Regions from separate parts of the Homo sapiens genome. Here region 2 is linked to region 1. Evidence: chromatin loops called from intact Hi-C (ENCODE). Cell type or tissue: Panc1. All regions are shown on one strand. Each heading gives the region's core, and the rest is flanking DNA. Links, peaks and the distances in the headings are about the cores only.

Region 1 (4,403 bases), core at 176-4,175:
TGAGTCAAGGAGGTGGAGGCTGCAGATGGGATCTCACCACTGTACTCTAGCCTAGGTGACAGAGTGAGACCCTGTCTTTAAAAAAGAAAGAAAGAGAGAAAGAAAATAAAAGAAGAAGAAAAAGACAAAAGGAAATGAAGGAAAAGGAAAGTGAAGGAAGGAAGAAAAAGGAAGGAAGAAGAAAAAACAGAAGGGAGGAAGGAAAGAGAGGGGAGGGGAGAGAAAGGAAAGGAAGAGCTGGGAGGGGAAGGAGAGGAAGGAAACAGGAAGGGAGACTGCAGGTCTCTGAAATGCAGAAGCAAAGACAATCTAATCGTCAATGTTCTGAATTGCTCAGGGCTTGGCAGAATGATCCTTCTAGTCTATGGACCATAGATTTGATCTCTGCACCTTGAGAAGGTAGTGAATATTTCTTATTTTTAAAGACAGAGTAGTCGATTCCACAACTTCCCTTGGTAACATTTTTATGTATACTGATCTTTACCTTCAGGTTATTACTTCCTTATATCTGAGTACTTCTGTCCCCAGGCTAGAAACGGAATCAGTGATCATCACATATCATCACACACAATGTTAACTTTCAGTTAATCTCGTTAATGTTAAAGGAGGAACAATGACTTGGAGGACAAAACTCCCTCCCCCCACCCCATAAATAAATAAATTATATATATATATTTATCCTATCACTTTAAAGCCAGAAGAACTTGAAGAACAGTGGTGTACTGTACCTGTACAGCCTTGGAGTCAGGCAAGAATGAAAGCCAGCTCTGTCTCCTAACAGCTGTTTGCTTTGGGCAAACTAATTAACTTTCTTGAGCCTCAGTTTCCTTATTTGGAAAATAGTTAGAATCATAATAGTAACGATGATAATAACAACTCCTAACTTGCAGGCCTTTTGTGAGGATTACAAATAATTAATTGGCCAGGACTTTGAGTATTATAAAGAATTAATTGGCCAGGTTCACCCCTGTTATCCCAGCACTTTGGGAGGATGGGGTGGAAGGATCCCTTGAACCCAGGAGTTCGAGATCAGCCTGGGCAACATAATGTGACCCTGTCTGTACAAAACAAACAAACAAACCTGGGTGTGGCGGCGCATGCTTGTGTTCCCAGCTACTCCAGAAGCTGAGGCAGGAGGATGGCTTGAGTCCAGGAGGTTGAGGCTGCAGTGAGCCATGATCGTGCAGTGGCACTCCAGCCTGGGTGACAGAGTGAGATCCTGCCTAAGAAAAAAAAAAAAAAAAAAAAAAAATGAAAGCACCCTGCTCATAGTAGGTGTTTAATCATGATTATATTTAATGGAACCCCCTAAAGTAACCTAAAATGCTACTGGAGATAAGAACCCATCTCTCTTTACTTCAAGGTCATAACTCCATAACCGTTTGTTTCAAGGTTGGCTCTCTTTACAACAGGCTTTTGTGAGGTAGTCTCTTAATGATAACATTTGGGCTATTAGTAATTTACTGACAGTTGCTCATAGACACCTGCCTTGTTGAGATCCATGTTATAGTTCATAAGAGCCTAATATGCACGTATTCTGGGATGTGAAGGGTTATTCTTTAGATGAGGATTGTGGACCGCAGATGTCCTTCAACCTCACTGGAAAGGTCCACACTACAGGAAATGGGATTACACTTCATCAGGAGGGATTTAGGTTAGATGGGAAGAAGAACTTTCTGACTGATGATTTCCTTCCTTGAAATCTTTAAAAATAGACTAGTTCCCCATTTGTCAATTTTCAAGATGCTGGGGGTTAGAATAGATGGTTTTTCAAGATCTCTTTTAATTCCATGTATTGCTTACGTCACAGGGCTGTATTTCTAAGAGCCACAAACTTTATTGCAAATGTGTATAGAGACAATTTAGAGACCCTATTTTTTTCCCAAAGCAATAGGAAATGCTTTCTGTCTTGCCTGCCTCTTGAAGGGCCTATAGAATAACACAAAATTGCTTTAGCAAGTTAAAGAATAATTAATGGAAAATATGCAGAAAGAGATTTTAAAAATTATTGTGTAATAAAAATTTATATTTGTATTGCACATTAAAAATGTTACTATAGGTATTATTATTTACTCATTATTAGATGTTTGAGTCAAACCTAAAACGGCATCTAATTGAGTCTGAAATCTAATTCGTTGAATGCCATTGAGTCGTGAACCCACCGTGCTGAAAAATGAGAATAAATATAAAGTAACACTGCCATCTAATGGATTCTATGTGTTACTGCCATTGTCTGAGGCAACATTTAAACTCAGATCTAATTCTAATTAATCACTGATATATTCCACCACCTTATTTTGTGTTTTTAATTCACCTTTTTTTTCTTTGTATTTTGTCCCTATAATCTGTTGGATTGATTTTTTAAATTCTTTCTTTTGTCATTTTAGGATATATTGTATCACTGTTTTCTTTTATATTTTATCTCATACTATTTTTATTATGAAATAGTTCAAATATACAAATGAGTATATGATGACCTATGTGCCCGCACCTTAGCTTTATGAAATTTTAATAAACCTAACTTTCTGCTATAAGTGCTTCAGATTTTTTAAAAGGAGAAAACATTACAGATTTAGTTGAAGACTGTATATTTCTTCTCAATTCTATTTCCCTCTGTCTCCAGAGTTCATCTTTCTCATCAGTTTGATGGTTATTAATTCCATACATGGTTTAAGGTTTTATTCTGTATTTTCTAATTAAACAATATATTTCAGCAGTTTTAAATTAAAAAATGTTTATATAAATAATATATCTGCTGCATTAACATTATATTTTTGATATTCATTCATGTTGATTCATCTACTTCTGGCTGATCATTTTAATACCTGTATAGGAATATTATATATGTACATTTTTTCCAACTTATTCTTCTGTTGATGGACATTGAGTATTTTCCCCAAGTTTTCCTTTCATCAAGCAATGTTAGAATGATGTTATTTTACATTTCTTCATGTACACATATGTGAGAATTTCTGTAAAGTGACTCATTTGCTTATGCATCTCCTAAAATAATCTTGAAAAACTATGTAATTCCTTAAACATTTTATTTTAGAGACAGGGTCTTGCTATGTTGTCCAGGTTGGAGTGCAGTGGTGTGATCACAGCTCACTGCAACCTCAAACTCCTGGGTTCAAGTGATCCTCCCACCTGAGCCTCCCAAGTAGCTAGGACTACAGCTACATGCCATCACACCCAGCTAATTTTTAAAAACATTTTTTGTAGAGATGGGGTCTTGCTATGTTGCCCAGGCTGGTCTTGAACTCCTGACCTCCTGGGAGGTCAAGTGATCCTCCTGCCTCGGCCTCCCAAAGTCCTGAGATTACAAGTGTGAGCCACTGTGCCTGGCCTCCTTGAACATTTTCAGGATAACATTAAAAATTTTTTACTTTAAATTTCAATAGTAGAAAATGATGTAGTTTTTGCTTTATTAAAATATTAATATTTTAAAATACAGTGGTTCAGATATTGAGGCAGCACCACCATCAGTATAAAGAAACATGAAGATGCTCTATTGGAATAGTCAAATTTTACATTGTTCCTTTTTCTCCTTACACTCACATTTCCATTTCACTCCACAGAGTTTTATCCCAATGCATTCCTTTAATGTATGAAAATATTTTCTCAATCATCTTCATATTTCTCCATAATAGACTATAAATCAAAATTTTAAAAAACATTTTTTCTCTGTGATTAAAAGACTGAAAGGTAAAACATTTTATTCTGTATTGAGTTATTAGCACTATTATTAGTAGTATAAAATTAGTCAAAGCAAGATAATAATTATTTTGATAAGTATTAAGCATAAATATTAAAACTTTAAATACTAAAAACATATTTTGATGAAATATATTTGAGCTTCTTTTTCAATTACAGGCATACCTCAGAGATAGTGCAGGTTTAGACAGTAGCATTCTGTCTAAAAACCAATGTATATACTTAAATTAAAATACTTTATTGCTAAACAATGCCAGCAACCATCCGAATCTTCAGTGAATTGTAATCATTTTACTGGTGGAGGGTCTTGCCTCGATGTTGATGGCTGCTGACTCTTCAGAGTGGTGGCTGTTGAAGGGTGGGGTGGCTGTAGCAATTTGTTAAAATAGGATAATGAAGTTTGCTACATCCATTGACTATTCCTTTTATGAAAAATTTCTGTCTTGCAATGCTCTTTGATAGCATTTTACCCACAGTAGAACTTCTTTCAAAATTTGGGTCAATCCTTTTAAACCAGCTGCTGTTTTATCAACTAACTTTATGTATAATAATATTCTAAATCCTTTGTTGTTATTTCGACAGTGTTCACAGCATCTTCACCAGGAGTAGATTCTATCTCAAGAAACCACTTTTTGGCTCATCCATAAGAAGTGACTCCTCAACTGTTTCATCATAAGTTTATAGCAATT
Region 2 (4,403 bases), core at 1-4,000, 590 kb before region 1:
TGTTTTTAAGATTGTTTTAAACAAGATGTTTTTAAGATGAGTTTTAAATAGTTCTCTTAACACAAATAAAGCTTAATATGAGTATTTGAAGGAAATTATCCCAAACCATTCCAGTTCCTGGCTGTGAAAGGCTTTTCCAGGCCTAATAAGTTTTCCACTTCAGCCGTAAGTAGGTGAAATCAAATGAACAATAGAGGGAAATGTATTTATTTGCTTTATACACATGCATGTGTGTTGTGTCTACATATAAACATTGCACACGCTTAGAATGAAGTTTCTGTCATGCCCAGAAAAGGGAGAGGCATTTTTGTGGATTTTGTCTGGCTGCCCTGGGGATGTTTGAAGAACTGTGCTGTTTACTTCATACCAGGTGTGTGAGCCATACCTTTGGTAGGAGGGTATACCTCCTACACCCAAGAAATATAAGCCAGGAGAAGGTCTGTGCCAAGAGAAGGAACCCAAATGACCCACAAGAGGTGGGCCATTAATTATTGGGTCAGATGCATAAATGCACAGTAATTTATTTAAGCACCTCTTAATGGTGACCCACAAGGAAGATTGCTCGTAGTAGCGGAAAGGTTCACAATAAATAAGAGAAAAAAGCAGAATGTAGAACTGTATGATAGCAATTCTGCAAACAAGAAGCATCTTTTATAAAAGATGGAAGGAGCCCAGGCACAGTAGCTCATGCCTGTAATCCCAGCACTTTAAGAGGCTGAGGTGGAGGATCACTTGAGCTGCAGTGACCCATGATTGTGCCACCACTCCAGCCTGGGTGATAGAAGTGAGACCTTCTCTCAAAAAAAAAAAAAAAAAAAAAAAGACGGAAATTCCTCCAGAATTTTAACATGTCAACAGAGGTTTTCTGCAGCTACTTTTTTCAGCTTTATACTTCGCAGTATTTTCCAAATTTTCTCTAACAAGCAGTATTTTCCAAATTTTTTACAATAAGCACACACACACACACACGTTTGTTTGCATAAGTGCCCAACTGGTGGTGAACAACCGCTGGCTTTTAGTCTATACATATCTAGAATATTTTATAAATAGTAGTTCTTAAACCCTTGAAAGGGAGTGAATGACCAGCTGAGAAAATAAAGTCAGTGATTTCATTATTTTCCTATATTCACATCATGATTCTAGGAAAGAACTTGGGAGTGACTTCCTTCAGCTTCAGCCACTCCTGGGCCAGGCGCATGCTTAGCTCTGTGGTAAAGGTCACCAGCTTCTTCTGCAGGGTGCCTGTATCATCTGAATTGGAGGTTTGGCGAGGGTAAGAGACTGATGTAGGTTCAAGTTTTTCTTTCCTGTCCTCCACTTGAAATCTGTCTTCCCTTCCAGACTGCCTGCGCTGCTGACTTAAGGCCCCAACACCAAACACAGAAGCAACAGCCTTACACAGAGTGTTCAGCAAGCTCCAACAATTGTGTAAGGTAAAGTTTCCTTTATAGATTCCTTTTCTATATCGCTCCTAGTGGTTCTGTTTCTCTGATCGAATTCTGGCTGATAACAGTTGCTGAGACTCTGAAAGAGAAGGCAAGGAACTACTGTTTCTCATTATAAACTGTTTAGAATTATTTGGCCATCTTTTTGCTATGAATATGTAGTGCTTTGATACATTTTTTAAATCAAAAAGTAATGAAAGAGATCACATAGGGAAAGATAGATTGGATTATTTTTAAAGTTTATATACTAAATTGAAAAGCAAAGAATAAAATGGGAGAAACAGCTCCCTCATGTGGCTGTTGGCAGGAAGCTTCCATTCCTCTCTGTGGGCCTCCACAGGTTTGCTCACAGCAAATGGTCCGTGACAGAAAGACGCAAGGGCAGTTGCACCCAAGATGGAAGCCACCATCTTTTCTATAACCTAATCTGAAAGAAGGGACATACCAGCACTTCTGCCATATGCTGTTGGGTCACACAGACCAACTCTGGTACAGTGTGAACACAGGACCACACAAGGGCGTGAATTCCAAGGGCAGAGACCACTAGGGACCACCTCAGAGGCACAGAGGGACACCCTATCCAGCTGGTGGCCAATGTAAATTAACATAGCTTTTTAGAATAGCAATATGTATCTATAATCTTAAAAGTATTAAAAGTACTTCTTGATCCAGTAATTTCATTTCTAAGAATCCATGCTAAGAGGATTTAAAATGTGGACCAAAAAATGGGTATAAAAAGAAGTTGTTAACAGTATTTAAAGTTGTGAAAAACCAGAAACAATCTAAAGGTCCAACAATAGGAAAATGAATTTTGATATTTTTCTAATAGAATTTTATGCTGTCATCAGAAATACCATTTACAAATAATTTTTAATAACGCAAAAAAAAGTTTATAAAATGTTTAGTGTAAAACCTGGACACAACTACATAATGATTCTGATTTTGTAAAAAAAAAAAACAAAAACACACACATATACACATGCATACATATGCATATAAAGAAAACTGGAACAAACAAAATAACAAGCATAGTTGGAATTACAGTCATTTTAATATTCTTTATGCTTTTAAAAATTTTGAAGTTTGTATTACTAGCATCCACTACTTACGTAGTCAGGAAAAAAATACAACTTTAAAATAGATATTTAGGTCCAAAGATGGTAATCTAAATGGTGTTACAGGCTGAATGTGTGCCTGATCCCCATGCCCCAAGTTCATATGTTAAAGCCCTGGCCCCCAAGGCAATGGTATTAGGGGAGTAGGGCCTTTGGGAGGTAATCAGATTTCTACGAGGTCATGAGGGTGGAGCCCGCATAGTGGAATTAGTGTCCTTTTAGGAAGAGGAGAACAGACCAAAGCCTTCCTTTCTCTCCTCACTATGTAAGAAGACAGCCAGAAGGTGGCCACAGCCAGGAAGAGAGCTCTCACCAGAACCCAAATCTGCTAGCACCTTGCTCTTGGGTTCTCAGCATCCAGAACTGTGAGAAATGAATGTGTGTTGTTTAAACCACTCAGGCTACGGTATTTTGTTGCAGCAGCCCAAGCTGACAGAGATAGAAACAACACAAGGACCCATCAGCAGACGAATGGATGATCAAAACGTGGTGAGGTCGTGCAGTGGGATATTATTCAGCCGTAGAAGGAATGAAATTCTGATACATGCTATAATGATGAACCTTGAAAACATGTTAATGGAAATAAGCCAAACTTAAAAGGACAAATATTGTATAATTCCACTTATATGAGTTAGTTACCTAGAATAGGCAAATTATGTCATAGATACAGAACATTAGAGGTTACCAGGGTTGTGGGAAGAGGGGTATTGTGGGTACAAATTTTCGGTTTGGAGTGATTTTGAAAAAATTCTGGAAATGGGTAGTGACAGTAGTCAACATGATGAATGTACTTAATGACACTAAATTGTACACTTAAAAATGGTTAATACTGGGCTGGCGCAGTGGCTCATGGCTGTAAATCCCAGAACTTTGGGAGGCCAAGACAGGCGGATCATGAGGTCAGGAGATTGAGACCATTCTGGCTAACATGGTGAAACCCTGTCTCTACTAAAAAATAAAAACAAATAAAAAAAAAATTAGCCGGGCATGGTGGCAGGCACCTGTAGTCCCAGCTACTCGGGAGGCTGAGGCAGGAGAATGGTGTGACCTGGGAGTCGGAGCTTGCAGTGAGCTGAGATCGCGCCACTGCACTCCAGCCTGGGCAACAGAGCCAGATTCCGTCTCAAAAAAAAAAAAAAAAAGGTTGATACCTGGGTGCGGTGGCTCATGCCTGTAATTTCAGCACTTTGGGAGGCCAAGGCAGGCAGATCAGTTGAGGTCAAGAGTTAAGGACCAGCCTGGCCAACGTGGCGAAACCCCATCTCTATTAAAAATACAAAAATTAGTCGAGTGTGGTGGTGGGTGCCTGTAGTCCCAGCTGCTGGGAGGATGAGGCCTAGGAATTGCTTGAACCCAGGAGGCAGAGGTTGCAGTGAGTTGAGATTGCGCCACTGCACTCCAGCCTGGGGGACAGAGCGAGACTTAGTCTCAAAAAAAAGGTTAAAATTGTAAGTTTTGTTATGCATATTTTACCATAATCTTTAAAAAATAGATATATAGGAGATAAAGTCAACAGAATTTAATAACCAGTTGTAAATAGAGACTGAGTGAGGAGGATGAATTAAGGAAGACATTGAGTACAACTTTTTGGTAGGTGAAAAACTCTTAAAAAAATACGTGGGCAAAGATCCTACTTGATTCTTATAATTTAAAAATCTCCCAGTTAGTAAACAAGGCTAGGTGGAGATTTGCATGTGATGTGAGGTGTGTGTTCTGTTTTGTAATGTGAGGACTGTGAGCCATCTCCTGGACTTGAATATCCATTAGATAATTGAAAATACGGATTTGAGAACTCAGGAGACGTGCAATGCAGTAACAAAACTCTGCACCTAGTTGATTTCTG

The links. A loop is a pair of places that touch in the nucleus more often than their neighbours do. Peaks named below come from ENCODE experiments on the same cell type or tissue, not always from the same donor. Only the 100,000 strongest peaks of a DNase experiment are listed, where the experiment ranks them.
Region 2: it touches region 1 in a loop (8-fold over the local background); 7 of 110 quality-filtered maps call a loop at or near these places.

What each region holds. Positions count from the first base shown.
Region 1 is chr7:93,053,614-93,058,016 of GRCh38, forward strand. No RefSeq gene overlaps it. Among named protein-coding and RNA genes, the nearest start is that of SAMD9, 62 kb to the right of the region's middle. In Panc1, for the core only: CTCF peaks have their summits at 2,181 (motif pointing left) and 2,385; a DNase peak (open chromatin) is centred at 2,168; H3K27ac peaks cover 1,795 bases.
Region 2 is chr7:92,459,978-92,464,380 of GRCh38, forward strand. GATAD1 (GATA zinc finger domain containing 1) reads left to right here. Exons shown (of 5, transcript NM_021167.5): 5 at 1-98. Among named protein-coding and RNA genes, the nearest start is that of GATAD1, 15 kb to the left of the region's middle. In Panc1, for the core only: CTCF peaks have their summits at 1,738 (motif pointing left) and 1,972; a DNase peak (open chromatin) is centred at 1,694; H3K27ac peaks cover 343 bases.